Linked DNA regions of Homo sapiens: region 2 is linked to region 1. A link is a loop called in an ENCODE intact Hi-C map of the cell type or tissue named here. Cell type or tissue: Calu3. All regions are shown on one strand. Links, peaks and the distances in the headings refer to the core of each region. The heading gives the core; the rest is flanking DNA.

What was found. Hi-C counts contacts between places; a loop is a spot of excess contacts. Peaks named below come from ENCODE experiments on the same cell type or tissue, not always from the same donor. Only the 100,000 strongest peaks of a DNase experiment are listed, where the experiment ranks them.
Region 2: a loop joins it to region 1, with 6 times the contacts of the local background. A loop is called at or near these places in 4 of 110 quality-filtered maps.

The regions. Positions count from the first base shown.
Region 1 is chr21:35,132,538-35,143,203 of GRCh38, forward strand. No RefSeq gene overlaps it. Among named protein-coding and RNA genes, the nearest start is that of RUNX1, 89 kb to the left of the region's middle. In Calu3, for the core only: no CTCF peak of the experiment used is centred there; DNase peaks (open chromatin) are centred at 4,554 and 6,324.
Region 2 is chr21:35,252,458-35,263,123 of GRCh38, forward strand. No RefSeq gene overlaps it. Among named protein-coding and RNA genes, the nearest start is that of RUNX1, 210 kb to the left of the region's middle. In Calu3, for the core only: no CTCF peak of the experiment used is centred there; DNase peaks (open chromatin) are centred at 4,234, 5,174 and 7,184.

The sequences.
Region 1 (10,666 bases), core at 1,528-9,527:
TTTCAAAGCACTTTCACATTCATTGTCTTATTTGGTTTCCATAGGCACCTATCCATCAGCAAAGTAGGGCTGGCATCTTTATTAATTTCATAAACTTGTTTAGAGCTTATTTTCCAGATTTCATAAATAGCTTCAGTTCTAAAAAAGGTGAGTAGCAGGGTTCTGGAGTATACATATTTAGTGTAATGATTTGGTAAAATAATTACACATTGTCTGTAATCCCAGCTACTCAAGATTACTGAGGCAGGAGAACTGCTTGAACCCGGGAGCGGGGTGTAGCAGTGAGCCAAGATCACGCCACCGCACTCCAGCCTGGGTGACAGAGTGAGACTCAATCTCACAAAAAAAAAAAAAAAAAAAAAAGAATTATATACAGTATCTTAAAAATAATTTTCTCATCATCCATTATTATTCATGCTCCCTAAGCCTTTTTCAAACCCCAATGCCATCCTCTTTCCTTCCAGTACATTTTAAGTCTACCTTATAAGTATCTGTAAAGCAGTAGAATCAAAATCCACATGAACAGCCTTCACTCTATTTAACAGGGCAACTCTACTACTAACAGCATTTTAGCTGGCCTCGTGCCTAAGTGCAAAGAATAAGTAGGAAATAATAGGAAGTAAAATTTTAAAAATAATGAGAAAAATTTTGAGGGCTTCAAATACAAATAGTGGAAGACAATGAGGTATCTTCATGTTAGAATCGTGTCTAGACTCAAATCCCAACCCAAGCCATTGCTAATTTTGTCACCTTGAGCAAATCTTCTTATTTCTCTGATCTTCAGTTTCCTTGTCTAAAAATGAGGCATAAAGAGCACACATGAAGTGGGACACATGTACAGTGTTAGGCCCTTCTGCTCTTGGCTGATGATAGGAGTCTGGTGACCAACCATCTTGGTTTGCCCAGGGCTGGTGGGCTTCCCAGGACACGGGACAAAGTGGTTACCCTAGGTGGGAAGCGCGACAGGATAAAAGGGTCCTCATGCATAGACAGCTCCCCTCCAAATTCCACTCGTGTCCCAAACCTATCTCTCCAGGAAACACACAGAAGCCATCTCCGGTTGGATTCCTAACACTACGTCTCTTTTCATTGTTCTTGTAACCTCATGCTGGTGATGTGTTTATGCTGCTCTAAAGTTGTGTGCTATTTTCTTTAAACAGCATATTAGGGTGTGAGCTCCCTAAGGTCAGAGGTCATCCTTCTGTATTTGGTAGGACCTAGTCTAACCCCCTCCCGATGCTCAACTTGCACCATCAGTCCTGGCTCGGCAAAGTCACACATCTCAAAGAGATACAGTTCTGATTGCAAGAGCATCAGGGAGTCAAGTAAGTTCTTACTGAAGCCTCTTGAAGAGGCAAAACGGGGAGGATTACATCCTTGGAAAGACAGAGTTAAGGGCTGTAAGACTTCTCCTTAGAAAAGATTCTTCTCAAAGTCCCCTGTTCTCTTTTTCAGTCTCTCCTTCATCACTCCTGATTCTTTTCTCTTGGGAATGACTCAGGGTCCTTTCTAAGACAGGCAACTCATCCTCCTTTGGATTTTTCCAATTTCCTTTTTCCAATCCTTTCCAATCAGGATTGCAGAATACTCCACAAAGGCTCAGGAGTCCAGCAGGTCAAACGTGTGTGTGTGTGTGTTTGTGTGTGTGTGTGTGTGTGTGTGTGTGTGTGTAGCTGAAGGGCAGGGGTCTGTAAACAGTTTGCTGCATCATAATAACACATGTTTCATAAATAATTGGTGCTTAACAAATATGTACTGTCTTGGGTTATCTCTCTGTCACCCGGGTGGGTGGCTTTAGGAAGAAATTAGTTGTGGGTCAAATGCATTTTACAATGATGGACCCCAGCCAGGAAAAGAACAATCTTCCTCCCCCTACGAGGGCTTAGAGTGAGCCAGGGAGTGGAAGAAGGTATTGCACCCTCAGTAGCAGAAGTGAGAGTCCCTAAAGGGAGATATTCAAGAATGAGTGTGTGTGTTGGGATGTGTGTGGGTGTGTATTTGTGTGTAGGGGTGGTGAGGAGGCATTAGTCTGCTGATCTGGGTCAATATAGTGAAAATGAAGAACATGGGATTGGGCATTGAAGGCTTGTATGAATGCACTAGTCCTAGGACCTTGAACAAACTCCTTGTCTCCATGCCACAGTTTTCTCATCTTTCTTTATAGAGTTTTTGGGAGGACTAAATATCCTAACACACATAAAACACTTAGCACAGAACCTGGCATATAGTAAACACTCAATAAACCTCAGTGATTACTGTTATTAGGGCTGACCCCAACCACAGCTGAGAGGAGTCCAGGCCTCAGTAAACTCTCCTGAGAGGGGACCACAAGGAGCTGAGGGTGAGCTGGCTTGCGTTTTTGGAACTGTCTTAATATATTTGAAATTTATGCTGAAATCCAGTGTGCCAAGGTCTCTCGATAAAACAGGGGGGAAAAAAGTGGAAGCATATGGTGGTCTGAGTCTTGAAGAAGAATGACTTCAATTATAGAAACAGGCTGTTGGAGAAATATGCCTTTTCAGCCCCGTCAGTCACGAACCTTTTCCAAATGTTGACATTACGCATGATATTAATATACTATAAAAAATCCATGTAAAACTGGAAAAGCCCAAACATACCATGCAAAGCCTGAGTCCTGCTAATGCCCCATCAGGATTAGAAGCAAAAATTCAGTTAGTTCTGCCTGCTAGGGTTTGCAGTGGCTTATGTCAGGAAGTCTATGACAATTTGTCATCATGTAGAAATATGGCTGCATCTGGATTTTTCTAAACTAAGGGAAGCATTTGTACATCAAAAGTCCTATTAAGGTTTTACTTTACTTTACTATCAAGAACTTTTTGCCTTTTGGTTCTCTTATAGGTTTGGTGGGTAAATCCCCATTTAGAATAAAGGCCTATTTCTTATCCTCTGAGCTGGATAAGCTATTCAGGCAGAGAACAACCTTTGAAGTTAAGGGAAACTGTGCTATCAAGCCAAACGTGAAATAAAATCAGAAGGGGACCCCTAATGCATTATGGAATACAACGCAGAATTTGGCCGAAGGTGATGCTAATTTTCTGCTCTTGTCAATGAAAAACAGACGCCAGGACGACTTGCTTGCATTCATCTGAATCCACATGGCAGCGTCAGAAAGCTGGTGAGCCTGGTGGGCCGGGGGGAGCTGTGGTCTGGGGCAAGGGCTGGTTCCTTTGTTTTCATTGGCATGGCTTATGGAAAAGTCAGAGAAAATGAATTTCAAATGATGGGTCAAAACTCAAGATTTGAAACACATTTCTTCCATCCTGTAGGTCTCATGGATCCATGGAAATAATTTTGATAACTTTAACTCCATTTCCAGTTGCAGGTATGTTGTCCATAGAGTTCCATTAAACAATATTTTTATTTCAGTCATTTACCATTCAATGAGTCTTTTAAATCCTGTAAAGTCGTGGAAAAAAGTTCAAATTGGCTATAAATGATTACACTAATTTTCTGTTTTCTTTCCATTTCTTTTCTGGTTTTCCTTTTAAAATTGCCCCTCTTGCCTGCAGCATATTTTGCATCAAAAAATGTATGGAGGATGGAAGACCCTTTTCACGCAGCAGCTGGGACAGAGTATTGCTCAGGCAACTTGTTCCCTCACACTAATTTTTGTCTGCATTGTAAAAATATTTTAAATGGTTTTGCATGCTGCATGAAAATGTGGAAATAACTTATACTGTTTGGTGGTAAAATGTAAGAAATTAGACAGATGCATGAATGCTCTTATGGGCAGAAGAGAAGCAGCTGCTTTCCAAAAACACTCTGAACTTTCAGAAAAGGGAACAGTCACTGATTCTAGAATCAGGAGGAAGAATACATAAATGTTATCTGCTGCTCCTTTTGGTTAATTTGGTTATGGAAGGCAGCTTCTGAAAAGGGTCACACGCACCGTATTTTGGCATAAAAAACAGAATCACAAGGAAGAGAAGTACCTCCCCCACCCCCACTTGGGCTGTGGGAGGACCCTCATCCATCAGCGTCTCTGGTACAGGGATAGCTGCTGGCTCAGTGGCTCTGGCCTTCATCCTGGGGTCCTGCTGCTGCCAGGGTGCTGTCTTCTCACCTTTTCAAAGACCCTCATCTCTACTGTCCCATATCCATCCCTGCTGACCAAAGCAAAACTAGGTTTTTCTTGCTTTTCCTGGGCTGAGCCTCTTATTGTTCCTAGACACAGCCAGCCTGGTGAGCACAGGCAAACTGGACATTGGAAGACCCAGCTGCACAAAGACTCCTTCCTGTGAGAGGCTTGGAGAAGACTTTGCTCTAGACACACAAGGGAGCCTGTGGGAAGGTGAGAGAGATATCCCTTCTCATTCCAAGCCTCTACCGGGAGGAAAGGTTGCTCCCAGAGTTGGGGTTGTGGAGCTGTTTATCAGGGTTGGGTCAGATGGAAAAACAGAGGACTGTATGTAACCTAAGGTGAAGTAAAGAATCTAAATATGCTCAGAGAAAGGCCTGGCCTTTTGCTCTCAGCTTCTGGGAAGTGATCTGTGCCTTTGGAATGTCATGTCTGATAGGAGTGGCTTTGTTTGCCTGCAGGCCTTGGACCAGCCAGATAGTGACAAGGTGATTTTGGGTGGGGCCTTGGGTCACATCAACAAGCCTTAGTGAAGATGGGGGCTTTAGGTCATGTGGTCTCAGCTTGGTCTGAGGGGCTGGGAACTGAGCCCAGTTACCTGGGCAGCCAGCCATGCCTAGGTGGTGATAAGACCCCAGCGGAGCCCCTGGATGCAAAGGCTCGGGTGGGTTTCCCTGCGTGGTGTGTTGTTGCACAGCATGCTGGAAAAGTGATGCTGTTGTTATTCACAGGGAGAGGACGATGGAAGCCCTGCCTTTGGTACTCTCTGGGTTCCGCTCTATGTGCTTCTTTCCTTAGCTGATGTTAGCTGCATTCTTCCCGGTAATAAACTGCAATCACCAGTGAATAGCTTTAGTGAGTCCTGTGCTCCTTCTAGTGACTTATTGACACTGAGTGTGTTTTTGAGAGCCCCCTGAACTTGAAATTGATGTCAGAAGTGAAGGTGGTTTTGTAGACACTGTGGCTCTAACTTTGCAGTTGGATAGAGGTGGCAGGAGTTCACCTGTATTTTTTTTTCCCCTAAAGTAGGGTCTAATTCACCCCCATCAAGAGGTGTATTCTAGAATTTGCACACGGACCCCTTTCTTTCTCATTTCTGTGCTTTTTAACAGAACCACTAACTCTTATACCCTCTCGGCCATACATTATCCACTCACATTATTTTCATTTGAATCACATACTCACGTTAGTAATTCCTTCTTACTTGTAGCTGATGAAGTTTGTTTGTTTATTTATTTATTTATTTATTTATTTATTTTAGGTTCTATTAACATTGACATACCAGGCCCCCAATACATGTGAGTTCTCATCTCTATTAGTTTTCTGGAGCTGCCATAACAAAGTACCACAAATTGGGTGACTTAAAATAACAGAAATTTATTGTCTCACAGTTCTGGAGGCTAGAAGTCAGAAATCAAGGTGTCGGAGGGCCATGCTCCCTCTGAAAACTGTAAAAGAGGCTTCTTCCTCATCTCTCTCATAGCTTCTGGTGGTTGCCAGTAGCAGTACTGGGCACTCCTTGACTTGTAGATGTATTATTCGAATTCTCTGTCTGCACATGGCCCTCTCCCTGTCTGCACAAGGCATTTTGTTTTTTTAAATAAGGACAACTATCACATTGGATTAGAGACCCACCTTACTCCAATGTGACTTCATCTTAACTCATTACACCTGCAATGGCCCTATTTCCAAATAAGGATACTTTCCATGAAACTGGGGGTTAGGACTTCTATACACATACACAGATGTGTGTGTGTGTGTGTGTGTGTGTGTGTGTGTATAGGAGGACATAATTGAGCCCATAACCCCATCCATTTCCCCTCATGAAAGATAAAGCTAAGTATGTGAGCTCCTGCGCCTCAGTTCCTTCCTCTGTGAAATGGGAAAGATTATATCACCACTTCCCATCCTGGGAAAGGATGAGAAGAGATACAGCCTCTACATGCACAGCACTGGGCACACAGTGCAGAAATAAGAGCTCATTGTCTCTGGGAGGACTGTTTCTAAGTAGGGTGTTTTCTAATGCATTTAAGTTCATTAAAAGCCAAGGTGTGCAACGACACTCCCCTCACCTGTGCTTTCTCGTCCTTCTGCCACCAGGTGCCAGGGGAGCCAAGAAGAGCAAAACCAAGGAGGCATTGTTTCCTCCAGAGCCTCATTCATCAACTCGCTCTGAACAGTTAGCACGCTCAGACAGTCATCTTCTGCACCTTGCCTTTCCCTGTGTCTTGACTGAGGGCTTATCTGAGAGCCTTTTGTTCAGGCTCATAATTATTCAGTGACTCAGGAGCCCACAAGCATTACCCACGGAGCCAGACAAGACCAGCAAGCTCTGAGGACCACCTGTTCCAAGTCATTTCCTGTGTGGGCGGCAACTTCACAGGGCTGAAAATACGAGTTACGGTAAAAATGTCTTCAACCCTGGCGCGCTGGATTGTTGAAACTCGATGGAATCTTGCTTGATTATGTTCAGGCCAGACACATTTCATTATCATTCTTTGCATATATATTAAAAACTCTAACCCCTTTACAAACAAATGTTCTCAAGGGGCAGACAGCACACCCTTGCCTCATGACATTGCTCTAATAGAGAAAACACCCCAGTGTTTCACCCATTAGGTCAGATCCACGAACACAGAGTGCAGTTGGGAAGGATGTGGGCAGTAATGAAGGTGGTGCTTTTTGCTCCTGTGGGTGCTATGGACAGGTGAGGGTTCAAGGATATTAACAACAAATTTTAAGCCATACCTTACACTACATTGGAGCTTAATCAAATTCTCTGTTCACAGTATGCCTAAATTGGCCAATGGAACGGAAAAAAAAAAAAAAAGCAACCCACCCCCAAGAGTTATTTATGTCATGTAGACAAAACCTGGGTTCGTTGACTGATTATTTCCACTCTCTAGTGATGGTCGTTGCATTTTCACTCTGAGTTGAATTGCTGCATTTTTCCATAAATATATCTGCTCCTCTGGAAGAAGCTTTGTTGCTTAGCCTTATTGCCCTTCACGTCTGCCTTTCTGACCTCATAGACTGTCAAGTTCTTAGTTGGTGACTAAAGTATAAAAGTAATTTCTTTCTCTCTTTTTTAAAATTATTAAAGCCACACATGCTCACTACAGAAAAGTTAGAATGTAGATATGTGTGAAGAAAAGAAAAATTAGCCATTAGGCCCACAATCTAGGGAAAACTCATTTTGGGCATTTGGATGGCTTTAATATGCATTCACTATTAAATGATGAATATGATATTATACATAGTATACTAATATATTATGATGATGGATCAGTGCTGATGTGTTTTAACATAAATGTATATGTTAGTAATGCTGCTGTTTTATCTTAACAGTTTTTCAAACTTGCATTGTTTTGCCCTTCAGCTAAAAGGGTAGGGAATTTGCTAGGGATATAAATTCATTAATCATAAAAATTATGTCATAACAGCCTGCACAGAAATCACAATAGGATGCAGGACATAGATTAGACTAGAGTTGAGATTCTTGCCCCAACCACAACTGTTCAGGCTTTGAAAAGAAAACAAATCTTTTTTTTTTTTTTTTTTTTTGAAATGGAGTCTCACTCTGTCACCCAGGCTGGAGTGCAGTGGTGCGATCTCGGCTCACTGCAAACTCCGCCTACCAGGTTCACGCCATTCTCCTGCCTCAGCCTCCCAAGTAGCTGGGACTACAGCGCCCACCACCACACCCAACTAATTTTTTTGTATTTTTTAGTAGAGATGGGGTTTCACCATATTAGCCAGGATGGTTTTGATCTCCTGACCTCATGATCTGCCTGCCTTGGCCTCCCAAAGTGCTGGGATTCCAGGCGTGAGCCACCGCGCCAGGCAGAAAACAAATCATTTTTAAGCACTGATTCTAAGTCAGCATTGCCCGGTTAAGCTCTTACATTTTCACCAGAAATCAACCCCCGAGACTTAGCAAGTTTGAGTGACCTGTTCCCAGTGGTGCTGTTCTGACGTGTCTGATGTCAGATCAGAAGCTCAGGCCTTCCAACCCAACGCATAAACTTTCTTTTGGTATAAGTATGTTCTTTGTATTGCTTATACTAAAATAATTATTTGTTGTTCATCTGAAATTCAAAGTGCATGGAGGTCCTGTATGTTATCTGGAATCTCAGTGGAATGAACTAGGGGTTTTATAATCAGCATTTGTCCCTACTGCTGAGGCTGTGGCATGTGAGCTGTTAAGTATTTTGACCGTATCCTTCTGCAAACACTGGACCATTTTGTCTTTCATGCAGCCGACTTATTTATGATCAAGGAGAACGGTATAGGGAAATAGACCCAAGTTCATATTACAGGAAGATTGTGTGACGTTACAGAAAGAAACATAACCACCTGGTTAAAACCTTAGCTGTGTGATCTTGTACTAGTTACTCAACCTCGCTGAGGCTGGGATTATGCAAAATGGGGCCAAGCACACCTGCTTCTCAGAGTTTTGGCCATAATGAATGAGGTAATGCATACTATCCCATAACGGGCTCTCAGCTGCAAAGGGAACTGTCTTATCTACACTTATAATTTAGTCAAGTCAACTAAAATGCTGACTGCTCCAGTCCCATACCTACCTCCCATACACCCCAGTGACTGAAGTCAAAGCCAGCATCACACACACCAATTTTTTTTTTTTTTTTTGACGGAATCTCACTCTGTTGCCCAGGCTGGAGTGCACTGGCGCGATCTTGGCTCACCGCAACCTCCGCCTCCTGGGTTCCAGCAATTCTCCTGCCTCAGCCTTCTGAGTAGCTAGGATTACAGGTGCCTGCTGCCACACCCATCTAATTTTTGTATTTTTAGTAGAGACGGGGTTTCACCATGTTGGCCAGGCTGGTCTTGAACTCCTGACCTCAAGTGATCTGCCAGCCTCGGCCTCCCAAAGTGCTGGGATTACAGGCGTCAGCCACCGCTCCTGGCCACAGGAGGCTCATCCCTGATGGCCTCACTCAGGGATGAGCCTTGGACTTTGACTGGCCCCAATAATTCACAGAGTCATGCCTTCATTTATTAAAAAATCCCTGGGGAATATACTGTCTTAGGATCTGGGGACATGAAATGTATTGTGCCTGGCCTCATGCTGCTTATGGTCTAGCAGGGTAGATGGGCATTAAGCAAATGCTTGTGAAGATAAGGATTTTAGCACAAGCTGAAATTAGTGTTATGAAGGCAAAGTACAGAGTGGTATGGGAAAGTAATGCAGGAGGAGGTGAGGTAGAACTGTGCTTTGTCATCCACACGAGCCCCGATTCCTCCTGTTCCCAACCAGGCGAACATGCTGTTCATGCAACGCCAACCAAAATTAATGGGGAAAGGGAGTCTGGGGATATAAAAAGTGAGATAAAGGGGCTACTTATTTTTTTTTTACTGTTGTTTCTGCTTGTTTATATAAAAAGATCCTTTCAACATTTACAGAGCTTTAAAGTATGATGTGAAAAATAAGTACTTTGTACTTATTATGGTGCCTTTCATCTGAGTTGCTCATAAGCCCTGCAGACATTGCCTCATCCATTTTCAGAAGACTCCTCAAAGGAAGGTAAGAAGAGACTCTTGCCCCCACTTCACAGATGCAAAGACTGAGGCATGAGGAGGTAACAGGGGCTAGGAGAGTAGTGTTGGATCAGGGGCTGAGGTGCCTGGATCCTAGGTCTGGCTTTGCCATTCAATAACTGTGTGACTTTGGGTGTGTCCCTCTGGGTTCTTATTAGGAATTTGGAATAGATGATTCCCAATGTCTCATACAGTTTGAAGGATCTGTGATGGTGTCAGGGAAAATGGGTAAGTGTCACAGTGCTAATTCCTGGGACATAATTCAAGTCTTCACTCATGACTTCAGCTTCAGAATAACATTTCTGCAAGAAGGCCATCCAGAAAGATGGAGACAATAACTGACTCCTGGAGTTGGAAGGACCCTTGGATGGCTCCGTGTGGCTTAAAATGCCTAAATACCAGAATTGTTGAATGCTTGCTCATGACACAGGTTCTTGGAACCCAACCCAGTCTGTCTATCCAAATTTATAGGCCAGAGGCCTGAGGAACAATTAATGAAATCATCAAGTCTGGAAAGCACATAGTCCAAATCAGTGGTCTCAAGCTGGGCTGCACACTGGAATCACCAGGGAGCTTTGAAAAATGGAGATGCCAGGATCCCACTTTGGATATTTTGATTTAGATGGTCGCAGGTATGTCCTGGGTATCTGGAGATTTTAAAATCGTCCTGGGGATTCTAAGGGCAGCCAAGGCTGAAAACCACAGACCTAGATCAAGCTCTCTTGTGATGCTGATGAAATGAATGGGCTTGATGAAGCTAATCTCACCCATGAGAAACCATGGGCAGAGCCACTGCTGACTTGGGGGGCAAGGCAGAGCTGGATGCCCCCCTTCTGACTCTACCTCCCACTCTGTCCACTACATTATGTGGACTCCCATAATGCCTGAGTGTAAGAGTTTTCTTTTTAATATGCAGAAAAAATTTAAATTATATTGGGTAAAAAAAAAATATTAAAAAAATTTAAATTGGGAATTAAATGAAGCATTTAGAAATCAAAATTTTCT
Region 2 (10,666 bases), core at 995-8,994, 120 kb after region 1:
TTTTGCAGGAAGAAGATTCAGTGCATTCTTAAGCGTATTGTATTTCCATAGCTCTCAAAGGGACTCTGACTCCCAAATATTTTTACAATAGCAAAGTGCTTTTATTAAAGATCCTAAAAGGCACAATTTTTTTTTCCTAAGCCTACATATTCATTACTGATGAATAGTTTTATTTAATAGTATTTCTGCATCTGGCTTTGCCAATGCACAGCTAGTTTATGTCTACATACATAAAATAGTCTGAGAGGCAGAATTTCCAATCATTGCTATTACCAATGACAATGACTACTGCTTACTAAACACAATATGCCACATAGGATCCCAAGACCTTTTCCTGTATTATTGTATTTAATCTCAAAAGTAGTCTGTGAGGTAGATACTGTTATTATAATTTTCATGTTACAGAGAAAAAAAAACCCTCAAAAATAAAAAGATTGAGTCACTTGTCCTAGGTTGGTGGTTCTCAAAGTGTGATCCCTCCGGCAGCATCAGCATTACTGAAAATGCAAATTACTGGGCCCACTTCAGACCTAGTGAATCAGAAACTCTGTGGTTAGAGGCCCCAAATCCTTATTTTAATAAGTCCCTCTGGTGATTTTGATACCTTTAGTCATCCAGTTTAAGAACTACAGTCCTAGGGCATCCGGTTAGAAAATGATGCATTTTATTTACTGCTAAATATAGCATCATTGCCCAAATCACACAGCTGGTAAATGACATTGCTGAGATTCAAGTCAGGGAACCAATTGCTAGTTTACCCTCTCTGATTTAAGCGGTGTAGACATAGACAGTCTAACTAGGTTATTGAAGCCTTAATCCCCATTGGGACTTAATTTTATGACTCTCATTGATCAAGCAACCCTTGGGGTCAAGAACCTCTGCTCAGCTGTCCCTATTGGTTTGTCTTGCACCACTGCATTCTCAGTGTGGGTGTCCAAACCCTGGTGAGCTCCATATCTGAGCTGTATGACCTTAGGTAATTTTTACTAGCTTTAAGGAAAGCCATTTAGCAGATTTTAATTCCAAATCCACCTGGTAAAAAAAAAATAATCAATAGGTCAGATAATCTTCATAAAAAAATTGACTCTTTCTTATAAGACAAACCTGTAGGAGCATTTCACAATGGCAGCCAGAACCTCATTTTAAATGCTGCCATGGTACAATGGCACGATGTTGAAAGATGAAGCTTGTATTTGGTGTGAGTGAGGACTCTAGATTCTGAAGCTAACCACATTAGCTGGAAAGACTTCGTGCATACCAGAAATGTAGAAAATACTGCATCCACTCACAAACAACACCCTATGTCACCTTAAGCCGTGGCTTAATCTCTTTGATTTGACTTTTTCCCTCCAAACTCATTTTAAGGTCTTGAAAATACACAATGCAGCTGCAAAGCTACACTTTGGGACTAAGAACAAGTTTGGGAATAACGACTTGAAATTGGATTCGATGATCTCTTTTCATTTTATAAGTGTTATGAATCCACTGGCTTCTTGCATGAGAAAGGAGAACACTTTCAGCAAATTTCAACCATCTCACAAATCACTTCATCACAATAGCTTAATATTCCGATTGTGGACTTTACACAAGATGTGACATCAAACGCAGGACAATCTTGAAATGGCAAATGCCTGGAGGGAGCTGCCGGCCACGGAGTCTGAATTACCTCATACCTTGAAATTAGCAGGGCCTCCTGATCAGGGAGTGGGAGCAAAACATTTTTTTTCTTTTATTAGTAAGTCCCATTAACTCTGGTTCTAGCTTTCGGTACTCCCTGCCTTTCGTAAGGAGTGTCACCCTCACAATGACACAATGTTCTGCCTGTTTGCATTACTAAACACAGGAGGTGCAATGGGGAAGCAGGCTGCTCATAAAAATGAGTTCAGACGCTTGCTACAGACGTGACAAATACCAAGCTGATTTTTATGCAGGGAATCCTGTCTCATTTTATGTGAAAATAAGGTAATAAGACAAAAGGAGCTATAGGACTCCAATTTTAGCTTTTTTAAAAAAAACAACATAGCCATACTGATATCCTATGAATCACTACCCCTGCAGTGGAGTCATTTTTTACGGGGTGTGTGTGTGTGTGTGCGTGTGTGTGCTTGTGTGTGTGTAGGGAGAGAGAGATCCCTCTCTACCCATTAGTATAAAAGTTGGATTTCTCAACAGCTTGACAATACTGGAAACGTCTCGTCAGTGGTTACTCCATCATGATAAGTATTATTGTGTGATATTTTTTTTCTTAACAGAATGAAAACAGATGTCATTTGATATTAATGCCTAACCCCAAGTCAATGGTAACAATTTAAGAAGATACTTGAAGAAAAGAAATGAAACTGTAAATAGAATTGTTATAAAGTAAAAACTTCAGGAGTTTATTTCATCTTTTAAGAAAAATCAGTTCCATTTCTTTCTCTCTCTAGAGAGGTAGACAAACACACACAGAAATTCTTTCTCACTTGGAAAGGGTAGCGCCATTTAACTACTGTAGTCATGAGATGGTGAGGGTGGTAGCCAGGAATGGCCCTAAGTGATCAGCAGGATCAGGGAGAGAAAAAAAGCACCCTGTGAGAATGCTGAAGGGTTTGGGAAGTGTTTCTAACATTTCACCAGTCGTTTTTACTTAGCAGCTTTAGATTTTAGATTAAAACAGAGGAGAGATGAGGAAGGCAGACACCAAGATGGGGAATAACAGGGCAGGAGCAACAGAAACAAACAGACACATTCTCAAAACCCATTTGTTTCTGTTACTGGGGCTATTCTCATTCCTTTCTCTTTATACCCCATTGATACCCCGATGTCCTCTTCATTTTCCCCAGTTGTAGAATTTCAGTTGGCCTCTGACGCCATGAGAAGAAACGAACTCAGTCCAGGCCAATGCAAACGTTTTCCTACAACTCTCTCCCACTTTCCCAAACCCTCCTCCCCCAGCAGTGTCTTCTAATGGCTTCTGTACTCTTGATTTAAATCGCCCTAAATCCCATCCTCTCTTCTACTTGATCCTAATGACTAATCTGTTCTGCCAAGAAGAGATGACACTTCTTGTCAGCCCTTGCCTTCCTGTGGTCAAAATTAATTCGTTCACCCAACATTCATTAAGCACCTACCATGAGGTAGACAGTGGCAGGCAACGCCATCACAATCTCTGCCCTTGAGAAACCGCCACAACTACAGTGCTCTATCATTCTATACGAATGCAGACGGCACAATCATTCTCTTTTGAACCTAGAATATATATTTTCAAAGGTTCAGATCTAAAAAATTGTTTAATGAATTAAAGTACCTAGCAAACTCTCCTGGTCAAAAATAGCCATTTAATTTACCAAACTCTATTTAATGCAAGGATTTTATTCTTGGGAAAGGAAACTAATTCCTTTTCTATTGTGGCTTTCAGCCTGGTCTGACTATCAGAATTAGGTTTTGGATCTAATCACAAAATTAACTTGATGATAGCAAACACAAATCGTCAAATCAGATTTTTCTACCAAATAAATGCAATGGAAACAAGATCTCTCCTATCTACGGAAACCATGATCTCATGCTAGAATTTTAGGGAAATAAAGCTTGAACCCTAATGACTATTCATATCAGGAAATATTATTTCTTGTTTGTTGAAATGTCTACCTGTAAGGAACAAATCTAAGATACTTGCCTTTAAAAAGTTTAAAAAATAATTTGAAGAAAAAAAAAGGAAAATAGGTCTTGTGTCAGTGTTGAGTTAGTTCAGGTAATTATGTTTCTTTCTCCTAAAATAATCATATTTTGTAATTAAAAAACTCACAACAGCCTTTCATCGTATTTTTATACATTCCCTTCTGTGTTATTGAGAAACTTGTATAAGCTCACAAAATATAAGTATGCTCTGCTTCTCATGTATTTTTTCCTTTGGATGGTTTTGATTTGTTTTTATTGTTGCTCCATTGAGTAACTTTATAACACCATAACATTTTGTAGAAAAGGATTCCTAGATGAATGAAACCTTTCTGAAATCCTAAAAATCTTACCTTTGCCAAGCTAGCCTTACTGGCATGAAGCCTGCTCCACTTCCTGGTTCTGACCAATAATTTTCTATGCGAACGTCATCATCAAAGCTTGCAGGACAACTTGTGTGGAGCATTTCCAGATACCCGTCCTCCCCTCTGTTATTTCAGTCAACAGCTGCTCAGCCTGTTCTTCCCATCACCGTTCATGATTGCGTTAGACAAAAATCCACCTTTAAATAAACTGTGAAAACTGAGAACGGCAAAGCAACCAGTGGCAACTAAGAGGCACTCTGCTGTTATCAACCTCAGCTCACAGTCTTGGGCGCATGCCCAGCAGGACTAAATTCTCTATACAGCAAGGGAGAGTTTCAGCTGACCTGCTGTGAATGCCCCAAGTGAGTCACTGCCGTTAACTCCATCAGTGCCACTTGCTGTCTACTTGGACATTTCTGAACAGCTGCTTGGCTCTAATGTCGACCTCTAACTGGAAATATGGCCTCGTCTGACTCAGTTTCAGAAGAGAAAAAGGGGGAGGCAGAAGGGAGGAGAGAAAACACACATGCCCACTCTCAATCCAGATTGACAACTTTGTTTTTTTCTCATTGATTGTGGTAGAAATAATTGTTGATGAGGTGGAAATACTAAACCCAGTTTGTCATAGTTTCTCTATTTTGTCTCTTAATATATTCCTCATGAAGTTGGATTGGGATCTTCTACTGAAATTATACGCTGCTGTGGAAATTCACAGTCCTTAAGAGCTCACCCCATTTCCATATTTTGTTTTTAACATATCCACTGAATTTTCCAAACACAAAAGTGAATATTTCTTTTATTCTAAAAATGTTGTTCATAATATTGAGAATCCATTTAGAATCAATCAACATTTTTGGAGTACTTGTTAGAACAGACTTCTGGGGTAGACATTAAAAAGGATTCTGAGAAATATCAGACATGCTTCCTGGATTCAAGAATTTATAATAAAATGAAGAGAAAAGGCCTTGTTCAAACAGATGGCCCAGGAACAAGATGAGACAGTGTGCACAGAAGTGTCACATGCCTGCTACAGCTACTAGAATCTGTGAGAGCTCAGAGAAAGGCTCTGGGCTGGTGGCTTTAAATCCAGAATGATGGTAACTGATACTAACAACTGAAGTGAAATTGACTTCATAAACATGGACGATGTGTCATAGCTGGGCATGCAGCCCAAGTGTCTAAGTTGAAGACTGAAAAATGCTCACATGGCCTCAGTATTTCATTTCAGCAAAAATCCGTGATTTATATGTGTATTGTTGTATGCACAGGCACATGTACACATGTTTTTAAACTCTTATATTGCCAGAGACACTGAGGAATTGATCATGTACTTATTCTCCTGGGATCATTTACTATTGTGTGGACAGTGAACAAGCACCAAGCCGGGTTTCTGGAGTTTAACCCAAAGAAAGACAAATAGATGAAATAGCATAAGGCTTCTTCCATTTTGAAGGTATCTTCTACCTGCTGTTTTTATTTCTTGAAAGGAGATTTCAGAGGAGAATAAAGATAGGTTAATTCTTAGTTTTATGATGATAATAATATAACTATAGATTTTCTAACAGCATTTCAGCATTTGTAAAGATTTTTCTTGAACAGTAAACAGAGGAATGTTATTCCATGATCATTGGTGCTTTGAGTTAATTTAGCTCTCTGCATTATTTACTCCACTTGACTGCAGTTTGAAGTTGAAGAGAGCATGGTCTCCGGTGCTTGGATAATGCTTCCTATGGAATATGTGAGTAGACTTAGTTACTCTTAAAGTCATCAAATGAGATTGGACCACAAATATAATACAAAAAATAATCTCAAGGTTTTAATCCTGAAAAGCTTGCAAATATTAGAAAACAATGGATCCAAAGGAAATGCCTTGATTTGGGGCCCTAAAACCAACTAGTAGTTTTCAGCATAATTTTCCAATTCATATCTAAGGCTGCTTGAATAATTAATAAACTATCATCGGTTTTCCCAAGTCACCAAAATCACACTTAGTTGTGAGTGCGATGTAACCAGATTTTGGTATAATCAAGTCTGCCTTAGACCTTATCTACAGGCTTGATGGAACAAAAGGGTTTTTCTCCAAATGGAGAGACAAGTCAGAAAGGGAATCCTCTCTGAAGGGAAGTAAGAATTGCGTGGGGAATACATACCATGGTCGAAATTACAAGTTGATTCATGAGCAGTCTTGCTTTAATACCATGGTGCGGTGATGAACGCAGAAACAGGCAGTGAAACAAAAATGATAAATAAGGTAAACAGATTCTATGGGAAAATGAATGACGACGATAATTCATTCTATGGAGGTGAGAGGATGCTGAGAGGAATTCCCAAAGAAAACAGTTGAGCTGGTTCTGAGTATGCCTTTAGCAGGCTGCCTTGGGCAAAAAGTGAGAGGGAATTTCAACCAGTAAGTGCAATATTTATTCAAGAAGTATTTATTGAAATGTCTATTATGTGCCAGGTAGTATTCTGAATAATGGGGATATCATTTTGAATACTCGGGATATCATTTTGAAAAAAACCAAGTTCCTAATTCATGATGCCTATATCCCCACAGGGAAGGCACAGAGTAAAATCAAATTAATGAATGAAAAAGTAAGTAAATAGATAAATGAAAAATAAATGAAATATACTTCTGTATTATGATGTCAAATAGAGACAAGAGCTAAAAAGAAAAATAATGTAAGGCAAGATGAGTTTATTTCCAATTATGTGGAAGTGTAAAAATGCAGGTGACTTTCATGAATCAGCAAGATCTGATTGTCCTTACAGCACAATATGCTTACTGGGAGTGAGGGTGAGAAAGGGGTGAGAAAAATGACAAAAAAGGAGGCAGAATATTTGGGTTTCAAGTCCCATATGATCTTTTAAGCCCTGTTAAGAAGTTTGGGTTTTCTTCTGAAGATAAGTCAGGAGCCATGGAAAGATTCTTAGGTAGGGGATATGGTATGGTCTGTTTTTATGTAGATCACTTCCATGGCAGTAGAGAGAACAAATTTTGGGTGATCAACTTGGGAGGTAGGGGCCTCAGTTAGGAAGCTGGTTGCTTGTGGCCTATCAGTTGAGTTGAAAGGATTATTACACACAGGCTGGCCTGTATCTGGTAATCTGAGCTTTAACTAGGAGGAATCCTAGCCCAGGTGGGTCGCTGTAAATGGTTAACCCAGTTGTAATTGATGTGCCTACTGGCCCTGAATTGAGGGGTTGCTCCTATCTCCCCACCCGACTTGCCTGGAATTTCTGCTTCTGATAATACCAGAATAGCTCCTGTCAGACAAACTGTATCACAGGTAACAACTGTGAACTCTGTACAAATTATTCAAAACCAATGACTGAATACTCTGGAGAGAGACCAAAGGCAGGCAAAGACAGAGAGGCAATCAATGCTCAGGAGAAGAACATAACAATGATAAGTTTTCTGCTTTTTACAGGCTTTAGCCAGAGAGCAGGTCCAAGTTAGGGCTACACTAGGAAATGAAAACTTGGATCACAAGCAACAGTCTTACAAGCTTGAAGAACCAGAAAAACAATTTCAGGAGACCAAACCAGACAGAAGATAGCCAGAGAATGATATCCAAAATTTCATGTATAAATTCTGCCCAAATCTCTGATGTACCTTGAACTGTGCATGCACAGGGTAGACTCTAAGCAGTGATGCCTAGGCTAAAAGAACAGAACGCAGATTTCAGCTGCTGCCCACCACAAGAATGAAAAATTTTGGATTTCAGTTCTAATCAAGTTAACTGTCTGCTTAAAACAAAATAATCAACACCCTTTGTGATTTGGTTGAATTTTCTGAATTCAGGGTCTCCAAAATGTATTACTCGCCATGTCCAGGATTACTAGATATACAAAGCAAGTTTACTAGATATACGAAGAATAAAGAAAATATAACACAAAACCAAGAGAAAAGACTTAATAAAATCCGATCCTGAAATAACCCAGATATTAGCAGACAAGGATTTTAAAGCAGATATTTTAAACATGATCTAAAATAAGAGAAATATGTATTTCATAAATAAAAATGCTAAGTCTCAGTAAAAAAATAGAAACCATAAATAATAACCAAATGAGAACCTAGAACTGAAAAATACAACGCCTGAAATAAGAAATTAACTGGATGGGCTTAATAACTAGGAGATGACACAAGAAAAAGTCAGTGAAGTAGAAAATAGATCAATACAGTCATAAAATCTTAAAAACAGAAAGAAAAAACAGATTGGCTTGTGAAAAGATTTCAAAAGGAAAACAGGGAAAATTTTTTTGAAGTAGCAATGCCTAAAATTCTCCACATTTGGTGAAAAACATAAAGGTTGGAAAATTCAATCAAAGAAAACCATACTAAGAGCCATTATGATTATTGAAAGTAAACCAGATGGCTGGGTGTGGTGGTCCACACCTGTAATCCCAGCACTGTGGAAGACTGAGGCAGGCAGATTGCTTGAGCCTAGGAGTTCAAGGCCAGCCTGGGCAACATGGCAAAGCCATGTCTCTAAAAAAATTAGCCAAGTGTGGTGGCGCATGCCTGTAGTCCCAGCTACTCAAGAGGCTGTGGCAGGAGGACCACTTGAGTCTGGGAGGTTGAGGCTGCAGTGACCATGATTGTGGTATCACATTCCAGCCTGGGTGACAGAGTGAGACCCTGTCTCAAAAAAGAAAGAAAGAAAACCAGAAAACAAAAAATTCTTAAAGCAGCCAGAAACAATGTAACACATCATATAATAGGTATAGAATAAAAACAATACAAACAATTGCTAACTTCTTATCAGTAACTATGAAAGCTAGACTACAGTGGATCAATGTCATTAATGTGATAAAAGAAAGCAAAACTTTCAAGTTATCCTTTTATATCCAGTGAAAATAACCTTCAAGAAAGATGGAAATAATCTTCAAGGTAAAATAAAGAAATTTGCAAATAAATACAAACTAAGATAATTTATTGGCAGTATGTCCACACTGCAATATACACTAAAGGAAGTTTTTCAGACTGATAGGAATTTGTACTAGATGCAAATGGAATCTTCAAAATAAATTCAACTCATTTACACCAGAAATGGTAAATATGTGGGCAAAAGACTGCTTAAATTAAAAAAAAACTTTGTATTATGATTTATGAAGCATGTAGATAATGACACATATGACAACTAGAGCAGAAAGGATGACGGAATCAGTAAACAGATTTAATTAATTACGACATTTGTATATCATACATGAAGTGGCACACTATTAATTCTAAGTAGACTGTGAAAATGTAAGAATGTTTATAGTAGTCCTTAGAGCAATAACTAAAATTATAATGCAAAGAAGTATAGCTAAAAAGCCTTTAAATAAAATCAGTTTTAAAAATCTATACAGTTAGCCCCAAATAAAGCAGGACTAAAGCTCCACCTTCCTAGTCTCTATATATTCCCTGATGATTTTATTTACTACCCTTGATTCAACCACCACCTGTAAGATGACCTTTTTATAGGTCACATTGACAGAGACGTCCAACAGGAATTTTATGACTCATAAGCCCCCAAATCTATCTATAACCCACATCTCTCTCCTAAGATCCAGATAATATACCTAACACAGAGGTAAAAATGGGAGGCCCATGGCTAGATATGGCCTTTTAAACAAAATTAGGGTTTTTAGAAAATCAGATATTTTTTATATTGAAATGTATTTTTCCAAAATCTCTTGGAAAAAAAGTGAAGATCTGAAATACAAATCCTGAATTCCTGCAACAGCACCATTCGTTGAAGCTAAGTATGACCCTACTCTTTAGTCTGAGAACTTACTGATCCTATAATCTCTATCACTCCTTATGTATGACATCTGTTCACTTTACTCAGTGATGAGTGCTGATAACAACTTAAGTGAATGAATTCTATGATTACATCTCCTGTTATGAACACTACACAACTTGTAATGTAATCTGTGTATGCATTAGCTTTTTATCAACCCAGTCATGCTGACCTGAACTGAGTTTGAAGTCAACAAGATCCCTTTTCATAAGGGAAGTTCAATTTATATAGGTCTTTCCATTTTATAGCTGGATGATTTTCTGAATCTCAATGCAGACTTACCTAGTTATCCCTAGTAGATTTCATTTCACTGTTTTCAGCTCTTCATCATGGACAACTGAGATATTTTGGAATCCCCATTCAGTCACTTACCGCAGTGTCTTTCCTTCTTGATTCTATGTCATTCAGACATCTGACATTATGCATTCTACATTTTCCAATTTAAATGGAACCAGTCTTTGGTGACAGAGAAGGTGATGCCTAATCAGTATTATCTTAAAATAATTCAGCCTAGGAATAAGTCCTCTCAGATGACATTCTGTCTTCACCTGAAGCCAGATCAGTGTTCAGAGAACATGACTTTATGATTGATATTTCTATTAATGCCTTCTTGTTGACCCTAGTACTTCTGTCTTTTGACAAATTTTCTAATGTCGGGAACATGAAGAACATGAATTGATAGTGTCACGAAAAGAATAATAGGCAGAACATGAGGGAAAGGTTTGAGATATGGGTTGGGCTCTGGTTAGTGTTCAGAATTGGGCGGCCTGCATCGGACTGTCTGATCCAAAGTTTCATTGATTCTTGCCCCTGGGAATGTGAGAATCTGGGAACAGTTTGCAAATGTTTTCATACCCC